Regions from separate parts of the Homo sapiens genome. Here region 1 is linked to region 2. A link is a contact called in ENCODE Hi-C data. All regions are on one chromosome and are shown on one strand. The core of a region is the stretch at or near the end of the contact, and the rest is flanking DNA. Distances in the headings are between cores, read along the strand shown. Region 1 overlaps PLG (plasminogen). Region 2 overlaps EZR (ezrin).

Region 1 (5,904 bases), core at 3,370-5,869, 1.9 Mb before region 2:
CTCAAAGACCTTTACTGTTTTTTTGCTTGTTTTAGGTGTAGGGAAATATACAAATAAAAAATGGATCACACCCCAAAGCTTCAACACCAAAAATACCTTGCTAACATACCACACTATGAAACCAAAGACAAGAAATCAACTACAAATAAAGACCCTGCACAAGGCTTTGGCCCTGTAAAAACATCCAAAGAACAAGTCTATTGGCTGTATTCAACCTACACTGCAGTTAAAGGAACATAAAGGCCGGAGTGCCATATGTCCTCCAAACAACCACACTAGTTCTCTAACAAGGGTTCTTAACAAGGCTGAGCTGGCTGAAATGATAGAACTGGAATTCAGACTATGGATAGGAATGAAGATCATCAAGATCCAGGAGGATGGCAAAATCCAATCCAAGGAAATTGAGGATCACAATAAAATGATATAGAAGCTGAAAGACAAAATCACTGGTTTAAAAAAGAACCTAATGGATCTGACAGAGCTGAGAGCTGAGAAACAAACTGTAAGAATTTCACAAAGCAATCCAAGTATTAATAGCAAAATAAACCAAGCTGAGGAAAGAATCTCAGAAATGGAAGACTGGCTTTCTGAAATAAGACAGTTGACAAAAATTAAGAAAAAAGAATGAAAAGGAATGAACAAAGCCTCCAAGAAACATGGGATTATGTAAAAAGGCCAAATCTACAAATCACTGGCATTTCTGAAAGGGATGGGGAGAAAGTAAACAATTTAGAAAACATTTCAGGATATTGTCCATGAAAACTTCTTCAACCTTGCTAGAGAGGCCAATAGTCAAATTTAGAAAATACAGAGAACCCCTGTGAGATTCTATACAAGAAGATCATCCTCAAGACACATAATCATCAGATTTTCCAAGGTCAAAATGAAAGACAGAATGTTAAAGGCAGCTAGAGAGAAAGGACAGGTCGTCTACAAAGGGAACCCCATCAATCTAACAGCATACCTCTCAACTGAACCCGTACAAGCTAGAAGATATTGGGGCCTATATTCAATATTCTTAAAAAATATCCACCCAAGAATTTCATATCCAGCCAAACTAAGCTTCCTAAGCAACAGAGAAATAAGATCATTTTCAGCTAAGCAAATGTTGAGGGAGTTGGTTACCACCAGAACTGCCTTACAAGAGATCTTGAAAGAAGCACTAACTATAGCAAGATGGCTACCAGCCAATACAAAAATATACTTAAATACGCAGACCAATGACACTATAAAACCATCACACAAACAAGCCAGCATAACAACACAATGAGGGCATCAAATTCACACATAGCAATACTAACCTTGAATGTAAATGGGCTAAATGCCCAACTTAAGAGGCACAGAGTGGCAAGCTGGATAAAAAGCAAGACCCACTGGTATGCTACCTTCAAGAGACCCATCTCACATGTAATGACACCCATAGGCTCAGAATAAAGGGATGGAGGAGAACCTACCAAGCAAATGGAAATCAGACAAAAAAGCAAGGGTTGCCATCCTAATTTCAGACAAAACAGACTTTAAACCAACAAAGACCAAAAAAGACAAAGAAGGGCATTACATAATGGTAAAGGGTTCAATTCAAAAAGAAGATCTACTATCCTAAATACATGTGAACCCAACACAAGAGCACCCAGCTTCATAAAGTTCTTAGAGACCTACAAAGAGACTTAGACGCCCACAAAATAATAGTGGGAGACTTCAGTACTCCACTGACAGTATTAGACAGATCATCGAGGCACAAAATTAACAAAGATATTCAGGACCTGAACTCAGCATTGGACCAAATGGATCTGATAGACCTCTACACAACTCTCTTTCCCAAAACAACTGAATGTACATTTTCATCACCATGTGGCACATACTCTAAAAATCAACCACATAATTGGACATAAAACAATCTTCAGCAAGTGCCAAAGAACCAAAATCATACCAAACACACTCTCAGACCACAGCACAATGAAATACCAGTCAAGACTAAGAAAATAACTCAAAACCGTACAATTACATGGAAATCAAACAACATGCTCCTGAATGACTTTTGGGTGAATAATGAAATTATGGCAGAAATCAGGAAGTTCTTTGAACTAATGAGAATAAAGATACAACATACCAGAATCTCTTGGACAGAGCTAAGGTAGTGTTAAGAGAGAAATTCATAGCACCAAATGCTAGCATCAAGAAGAAAGATCTCAAATTAAGAACCTAACATCACAATGGAAAAAATTAGAGAAACAAGAGCAAATCAACCCCAAAGCTAGCAGATGGCAAGAAATAACCAAAATCAGAGCTGAACTGAAGAAAGTCAAGACATGAAAATTCATTCAAAAGATCAACAAGTCCAGTAGTTGGTTTTTTGAAAACAGTAATAAGATAGGTAGGCTGCTAGCTAGGCTAATGAAGAAAAGGAAGATAAGACCAAAATAAACACAATTAGAAATGACAAAGGGGATGTTAGCACTGATGCCACAAAAATAAAAATAACCATCAGAAACTACTACAAACAGCTCCATGCACACAAACTAGAAAACCTAAAAGAGATGGATAAATTCCTGGACACATACACCCTCCCAAGACTGAACCAGGAAGAAATTGATTCCCTGAACAGAACAATAATGAGCTCCAAAATTGAATCAGTAATAAATAGCCTACTAACCAACAAAAGCCCAGGACCAGATAGATTCACAGCTGAATTCCACCAGATGTACAAAGAAGAGCTATGACCATTCCTACTGAAACCGTTCAAAAAAACTGAGGAGGAGGGTCTCCTCTCCAATTCATTCTATGAGGTCAGCATCATCCTGATACCAAAACCTGGCAGAGACACAAAAACAACAAAAAACTTCAGGCCAATATCCTTGATGAACACTGATGCAAAAATCCTTTACAAAATACTTGCAAACCAAATCCAGCAGCACATAAAAAAGCCAATCCATCGTGATCAAGTAGGCTTTATCCCCAGAATGTAAGCTTGGTTCAACATACATAAATCAATAAATGTGATTCATCACATAAATATAACTAAAGAGAAAACCCACATGATTATCTCAATAGATGCAGAAAAGGATTTTGATAAAATTTACCATCCTTTATATTGAAAACTCTCAATAAACTAGGTACTGAAGGAATATATCTCAAAATAATAAGAGACAGCTATGACAAGTCCACAGCCAACATCATACTAAATGGGCAAAAGCTGGAAGCATTCCCCTTGAAAACTGGCACAAGATAAGGATGCCCTCTTTCACCACTCCTATTCAACATAGTATTGGAAGCCCTGGTCAGAGCAATCAGGCAAGAGAAAGAAATAAAGGGCATCCAGATAGGAAGAGAGGAAATCAAACGATCCCTGTTGGCAGATGACATGACTCTATGTCTAGAAAACCCCATAGTCTCAGCCCAAAAGCTCCTTCAGCTGATAATCAACTCCAGCAAAGTTTCAGGATATAAAATCAATGTACAAAAATCACTAGCATCCCTTTACACCAACAACAGCCAAGCCCAGAGGCAAATCAGGAACACAGTCCCATTCACAAATGCCACAAAAAGAATAAAATATGTAAGAATACAGCTAACCAGAGAGGTAAAGATCTCTACAATAAGAATTACAAAACACTGCTCAAAGAAATCAGAGATGACACAAATGAATGGAAAAACATCCCATGCTCATGGATTGGAAGAATCAATATCATTAAAATGGCCATACTGCCCAAAGTAATTTACAGATTCATTGCTATTCCTATCAAACTGCCAATGATATTCTTCACAGCACTATTAAAAAACTACTTCAAAAATTTATATATAACCAAAAAGGAGCCAGAATAGCCAAGGCAATCCTAAACAAAAAGAACAAAGCTGGAGACATCACATTACCTGGCTTCAAACTATACTTCAGGGCTACAGTAACAAAAACAGCATGGTACTGGTAAAAAAAAAAAAAAAAAAAGACACGTAGACCAGTGGAACAGAATAGAGAGCCCAGAAATAAGGCCACACACCTACAGACATCTGATTTTTAACAAAGCTGACAAAAACAAGCAATGGGAAAATAACTCCCTATTCAATAAATGGTGCTGGGGTAACTGGCTAGCCATATGTAGAAGATGGAAACTGGACCCCTTTCCTTACACCATATACAGAAATCAACTCAAGATGGATTAAAGACTTAAATGTAAAATCCAAAAGTACAAAAATCCTGGAAGACAACCTAGGTAACACCATCCTGGACATAGGAACGGGCAAAAATTTCATGAAGATGCCAAAAGCAATCTCAACAAAGGCAAAAATTGACAAATGGGATCTAATTAAACTTAAGAGCTTCTGGACAGAAAAAGAAACTCTCAAGGGAGTAAAGGGAAAACCTAGAGAACAGGAGAAAATATTTGCAAACTATGCACCTGAAAAAGGTCTAATATCCAGCATCTATGAGGAACTTAAACAAATTTACAAGAAAAAAAAAACCCCATTAAAAAATGGACAGGGGACACTAACACACTTTTCTAAAGAAGACATGCCTGTGGCCAACAAACATATGAAAAAAAGCTCAATATCACTGATCGTTAGAGAAATGCAAATCAAAACCACAATGAAAAATCATCTCACACCAGCCAGAATGGCTTCCTAAAAAGTCAAAAAATAACAGATGCTGGCAAGGTTGCAGAGAAAAGAGAACACTAACAGCTGGTGGGACTGTAAATTAGTTCATCCACTGTAGAAAGCAGTATGGTGATTCTCAAAGAGCTAAAAGCAGAACTAACTTTCAACCCAGCAATCCTACTACTGGCGATATACCTAGAGGAATATAAATCATTCTACCCTAAAGACACATGCACATGAATGTTCATTGCAGCACTATTCACAGTAGCAAAGACATGGAATCACCTATATGACCATCAATGACACATTGGATGAAGAATATGTGGTACATATACACCATGGAATACTGTTTAGCCATAAGAAAGAATGAGGTAATATCTTTTACAGGAACATGAATGGAGCTGGAGGCCGTTATTCTTAGAAAACTAACACAGGAACAGAAAACCAAATACCACATGTTCACAGTTATAAGTGGGAGCTAAGTGATGAGAACTCATGGACACAAAGAAGAGAGCAACAGACACTGGGGCCTACTTGAGGGAGAAGAGTGGGAGGAGGGAGAGGAGCAGGAAATACTAAGAATTGGGTACTAGGGTTAGTACCTAGGTGACAAAATAATCTGCATGACAAACCACTGTTTACATATACAAGAAACTTGCACATGTACCCCTGAACCTAAAATAAAAGTTAAAAATTAATTAATTGAAATAAAAATGTTCTGAAAACAGAGAGAGAGAGAGAGACTCAAAGACACAGTTTTCCTCCCTTTGATCATGTGCCTTGAAGACTGATTAAGACATAGACAGGTGCCCAGGCAAAATCAGGAGTGGGGTGGACCACATTCATGGATAGGAATTTGCACAGCTTTCTCCAAAATGATCATTTTGTCACATGGACTGTAGGTCAAAACCAATTCGTTATGTGGGCAATGGAATTTATCTCACCTTGGGTTTCTCCCCAGCCAGTGATGAAACATTCGGTCCGGTCAGCGACCACATAATTTGGGGATGGCAGACAAGCTGGGATTACTTTGTCAGTGATGACGGCAGGACTGAAAGAAAAGCATCAGCAGTTATGTTTGACTGCTCTGCTCGCAGCTGCAGTACCCACAACCAGTCATCCCTGTCTTGAGGCCCCAGAGCCCTCTGAACTGGCACTGCCTTGCTTCACTGACACAGAGCAACGTAGAACACAGAGTTTCACCCTCACATTTGCCTGTGGTTGTCTATGGACTATGCAGATGTAAGGTTTCATTTGAAAGGCATCAGTTGCATGCAAGATACTGCTGGTGGCCTTCACCTTTGAAAGTAG
Region 2 (5,635 bases), core at 1,313-3,812:
TGAGCCACCATGCCTGGCTGATAATGTGATTTCTAACAAATGTTGAATAATTATAGTTTGGGAAAGGAAAACAGTATCATTTAGTGAACTATAATTTTTTTCTTAATTTTTTTAACTTAAACTTTTATATCTCTTTGACAATTTGGAGATTCTTAGGGTGGTTTGATATACCTGCTTTCTAATGGTAGTTAGATGTTTCAGCTCTATTCTGAAGCAGTGAAATTCAGTCTGCTTTCTAATGGTAGTTAGATGTTTCAGCTCTATTCTGAAGCAGTGAAATTCAGTCTGCTTTCAAAGTCAGTGAATGCATTTTGAATTATCCCTTATTTCATTTCAGTAGTAACTACCTTGAGACTCCCCAAGTACTCCAATTAGTTTTTAATTTCAGCAGTAAATGTGTGTTGAAAAGACCAAAGTTTGCATTATTTTCCTTCTGATGTATTTACCATCCATGCCTGTTGACATAAAAAGATTTTTCCAGACTTGGGTAGTTTTCAGAACCAAACAAAACCCTTGTGCTATAATGTGACTTAGAGACTTTTGACTGAAATGCTTGATATAGTTAATACACATAATTTTTTTCAAAATGAAACCACAAAGAGCTATAAAGAGAATTTCATAGCTAATTTACTGCTTACCTGTATTTGGGGAAGCCATTTAGCATCTGTGAACCTAAATTTCGTCAGCCGTAAAATGGGAGTTAGTTTTTAAGTGGAAAGAATGTTACATAAGATAAACGGAGACAAAGTTTTTATCAGTGAAATCCAAACAACTCATCTTAAGATGCTGTAAGCTTTATGTGTTTCTTTTGTGTTTCCCTACCCCGCAAATGTTTTTCAAACTTAACCCTGTTAGGTAAAAACTCTGGGTTCCTATAAACGGGTAAAGTTTGTCCATTGGTCTTCTCAAGGAAAAAGCAATATGAACAGTTTGGGTTATCTTAGTAAAAGGGAGGACTCTGATTTTGTCTCATGTCCATCCTCTCTCTGTGTGTTCTAGTCGGAATTCCCTTATCAGTCACATGGGTACCACCTTCATGTTTTGAAGCGCTATTATATCCCATTATGTGCTTGGTGCAGGGACAATAAAAATAAGATTGGTTTTGCCTTTAAGGAGTTCTCAGTCTCCTAGTGAAAGCAGATATGTAAGCAATTACAATGCAGTGTAGTGCATGATAGAGGTCTTCACAGAAGAGAAGTGTGCCCTGGAGACCAGGGAGGGCCTCCCGGCTGGTAAGATCCTTTGGGTAAGTGTGGAGGGATGTGGGCTTCCCAGTCAGCAGTGGTCAGTTCTGTTTTCCTTTATTCATTAACCCGTTCTTAACACTTACAGGCAAACAGTAATGCTGTTTCAAAGGAAATGTAAAACTTCATTAAGTTATCCTTTTAATCTAATATACTTGAAAACAAAACCTTAAAAGCAAAATAAAAAATATCTCACCATGACCCACCTTTTATTGATAGGAGAGGAACCAGTATCACCTGAGGATCAAACTCTAGTAGTCAGTATATCAGATTTTGCTCATATTTTTAAGTTAGAAGTCACTTCTGCAACCTAATTTTGTTTTCCATTTTTGCCTGAGAGATCAATTTTAAACTGCCTGTGTGGACAGTTGTCATTTCAGATACTGTAAATAATTGTTTTTACTTTAGGATGGGGTAGGTAAACTATCATCTTAGGGCCGAGTCTGGCTGTGGCCTGTTTTTATTTGGTCTCCCAGCTAAAAATGGTTTTTATATTTTTGAAGGATTTTAAAAACAACAATATGCAACGGACTCCAAGTAAGACCCTCAAAGCCTAAAATACTTACTGGCTGGCTCTTTAGAGAAACAAATGGACCAACTCCTGCTTCTAGCATAAAAATAATTATTGTTAAGCATTTATTCTAACCTTGTATATATTTTATGGCTGGACTAATATTTGGAAGCAGATCCACCCCATTGGTTCCAGTTTTTAAAAAATTGTTCTCAAAGAACAGAATGTGTTTTGTTAGCCAATGTTGAGCACATCATGGACTCTGAGCATGGACTCAGAAACTACTGAGGAGAGGCATCGTGGTGCTGAGGTAATGTTTTAAACAAAGCTGGTGTTTGGGTGGGTCTTTGTGTAGAGAAAGTGGCAGTATCTTGTGTCACACTTGCTAAGCTATTGTGTAATGACAGATTTCTGGCATATGCTAAAAGAAAGCAATTTGTACCTGATGTTTGAGTTGGAAAGAGAATGTTATGTAAATGAATTGCTTTTTTCCTCATTGATAGTTTAAAATGAGCTTTTGATCTACTATAGTCTGTATGTGAATTTCTGACTGCAGATGTTTTGTAAGTCCATTCCTGATTCAGAACACCCTGTCTAAAGTACAGCTCCATCTCTGTGCCGTGCCCCACTTTACTGCACTCATAGAACTCGGTCTCCACCTATAACGCTGTCAGGTGCTTGTTTATTTGTGCTTTTTGTCTTTTCTGGCAGCAAAGCAAGAGGATAGGTGTTGTTTTTGTGTTTTTGAGATGCGGTCTTGCTCTGTTGCTCAAGCACGAGTGCAGTGGTACAATCATAGCTCACCACAGCCTTGAACTCCTGGGGGACCGCAGGCGCTCACTACCACACCTGACTAATCTTTTTATTTTTATTTCTATAGAGATGAAGTTTCACACTGTTTTGTGCAGGCTGGTCTCAAACACCTGGCCTCAAGCCATCCTCCTGCCTCAGTCTCTCAAAGTGTTGGCATTATAGCCATGAGCCACTATGCCTGGCCCAAGTTTGTTTGTTTGTTGTTTAGCATTATTATTTTATAGCAAACTTTAAATTCTTGTTTATTGGCAGGATAAATAGAGGGAAGAAGGACGAGCAAATAGGTAAACATACCTGCCTCCTAGTGGGTAATCTTGGGCAAGTTTTTTCACCTCCCTCTGCCTCCTCATCTGTAAACAAGATCCTGCGTGCCCGCCTGGGATGCCTGCTAAGATGGCACATGGGAAGCACCTGGCCTTATGCCTGGCCCTGGTCAGTAAGGGCTGTGCGGTTCCACTTGTACCTGATAAAATTCTAATCTGATTAAAAGCTTTACTAGCTCGTGATGGTCATTCTTTTCCTCTAACTTAGCAGCCCGATGAAATAATGTAGTAAGTAAATGTAACCTTGTTGTTTGTCCTTTTGCTGCCACGATGAACACAGCTGTCTTGCTAGACCTCTGTTGACTTCAACAGGGATAGCATCAGGTTTATTGGAAATTTACATATGGGACAGTCCAGTGGTGGTGGGTTGGACAGAACAGCAACTGCTTCCCGAAAGCTTGGAAAAAGCATGCAGTTTACACAGCATTCTTACTTAACATACTCCCCCTAACAGCCTCCACCTGGCAGCCTTAAAGTGCTTGTGGGCTGGGGGTTCAGATGTTCCCCATAGATAAGGAATTGATTTCAGGGTTGGCCACTAGGATTCCTTAGCTCGGAACTCCACACACGCATTCTTCTTAAGTTATTGATGTTAGGTACACCTGTACAACCACCCTGCATAAAGTTCATTCATTCAACAAATAGAGCACCTACTTTGTGCCAGGTTTTCAGGTACTGGGGAGACATTGGTGAACAAAAAGAGGCTTTTAAAGGATTATCACCTGCTTGGTTGACAGTCACATCCAGTGAATGGTGGAACCCATTTCCTGCTAATGTGTATTTGAGCCTGAAATGCACATTGTCCCACCTTTCCTCAATGGCAAAATGCTCTGGAAAGGAGATGCTGGTCTGACTAAATAAAATGGGCTTTCTGTTTGGAGTTGTAAAGGGAGCCGTGCCTTCCTCAGCCCCTCCTGAAAGAAAGACCTGCTTTCAAGAAGCTTATATTGCAGGGGGAAAGACACATGTCTAATACATCGTCAGGGGGTGGTGAGCGTGCTACTGTAAATTTTCACCTAGGCTTTGGCAAGAGCTAGAATTAACTTTCATTCTTTACTGACTCTTTGAAGCGTTAAAACCACTGGGCAGAGTGACTTAGGAGTGGGCCCACTGTGATGTGTTTTTGTTGGTTTTCTGGTAAATCACTTTTGGGTTGGACAGTGAACCATGATGGTCTTTCTTCAAGAACTTGTTTTTGCAAGGGTTTGGTGATAAGTCCATCATTTCCAAACCCACTTACTCTTCCATCCTTTCTCAGGTGCTGTGGTTCAGGGAAATGATTGTTTTGATAGTATTTTACCTATTGCACCATTACTTCATCTGTAAATTTCTTATAAAATATGTCTTGGGATCCAGCCTTGTCTTTTTTGTTTGTTTTTTTTTTTTTTTTTTGAGACGGAGTCTCTGTCTGTCGCCCAGGCTGGAGTGCAGTGGTGTGATCTGGACTCACCGCAAGCTCCACCTCCCGGGTTCACGCCATTCTCCTGCCTCAGCCTCCCGAGTAGCTGGGACTACAGGCGCCAGCCATCACACTCGGCTAATTTTTTTTGTATTTTTTAGTAGAGACGGGGTTTCACCATGTTAGCCAGGACAGTCTTGATCTCCTGACCTCATGATCCGCCCGCCTCAGCCTCCCAAAGTGCTGGGATTACAGGCGTGAGCCACTGCGCCTGGCCTGTTATGTTTTTAAAGAGAAAATTGAACCACAGGTCACTTGGTTAAAGCTTAGCACATAAATATGAGATTGGAATCACTTTATTTGTAAACATATATGTAGTGTATATTGGTACAGTATTTTCATTAAGGTGTGTTTCATTGCCTCAGTTAAATAATTAAGGGTGTTGGCTGCTGGGATGTTGAAGTATTTGCTTACATAATCCATTGCTGTTTGGGTGAGACTCTTAAATGGATTTAGACAGATAATGGTGAGAAAACTGGATTTTTTATTTAGAACGTGGCTGAACAAGGCAATGTGGAAATAGTGTGATAACAAGGTGCATTATATAACTTGAACAAATCAACTGCAAAAAGACATTTTCAAAGAAATGGAGGAAAATTGAATAATATTTACTGAACTTGACGTATTAAGGAATTGTTTTAAATTATGTTGGATGTGATAATGGTATTGTGATTTTTTTTTTTAGTGCTTTAGAGCAATATACTGAAGTTTTTACAAGTGAAATAATGAATGAGGGCCTTAAAATATGCCAGCAAAAAAAAAAAAAAGTGAAAGTGGTAGAGTAGAAGAAAGAATGGTGTTGAAGCTGAAAAGAGAGTGTGGAGGATCATGGTACTACTTATTCTCTCTACTTTTATGAATGTTTTCAACTTTCCATAATAGAATATTTGCTTTTAAAAAGCATGTTATAGGGTAGAAAGGGAGAGATGCTTTACTTTTGCTCGTCATGAAGTGCCTGAGTGTTGAGGTGGGAGGATCTCAGGGCGAGGGCAGGTCCCCCATTCCCTGCTGCTGGGGCAACCTTTGTGCTCTGGATCAAATGAGTAACTGATTTGATCTCATCAAATGGCCCCACCCGGGCCATCTCACCCTCCATGCACATGTTTTAAAAGGAGGTCACTACTCAAAATTGCAGCTGACTTGGAAACACATAGAACGATTTGTTCCCAGTTTTTTCCACTATTACTTTGTATTCCCAATGTTTTGGGGGGCCCATAGGAATGGGGCACAGTGCTGTGACCCAACTGGGAACAGGTCATTGTCTTAATAGCGATTTTCTCAGACT

Evidence for each region. A loop is a pair of places that touch in the nucleus more often than their neighbours do. Pooled maps may share reads with other maps.
Region 1: a map with no recorded cell type shows a loop between it and region 2 (8-fold over the local background). The contact joins two enhancer-like sites. A Hi-C loop is called at or near these places in 2 of 37 single-sample maps with no recorded cell type and 1 of 50 pooled maps.

What each region holds. Positions count from the first base shown.
Region 1 is chr6:160,741,051-160,746,954 of GRCh38, reverse strand. It overlaps PLG (plasminogen), which reads right to left. Exons shown (of 19, transcript NM_000301.5): 17 at 5,538-5,644. Among named protein-coding and RNA genes, the nearest start is that of PLG, 42 kb to the right of the region's middle. RefSeq lists an enhancer at 4,528-4,597. Within about 2 kb of position 4,619, at least 2 of the 41 ENCODE cell types and tissues checked have a DNase peak (open chromatin) inside an H3K27ac peak, as active enhancers do.
Region 2 is chr6:158,805,963-158,811,597 of GRCh38, reverse strand. All of the region lies in intron 2 of EZR (ezrin), which reads left to right. Among named protein-coding and RNA genes, the nearest start is that of EZR-AS1, 9.2 kb to the left of the region's middle. Within about 2 kb of position 2,562, at least 10 of the 41 ENCODE cell types and tissues checked have a DNase peak (open chromatin) inside an H3K27ac peak, as active enhancers do.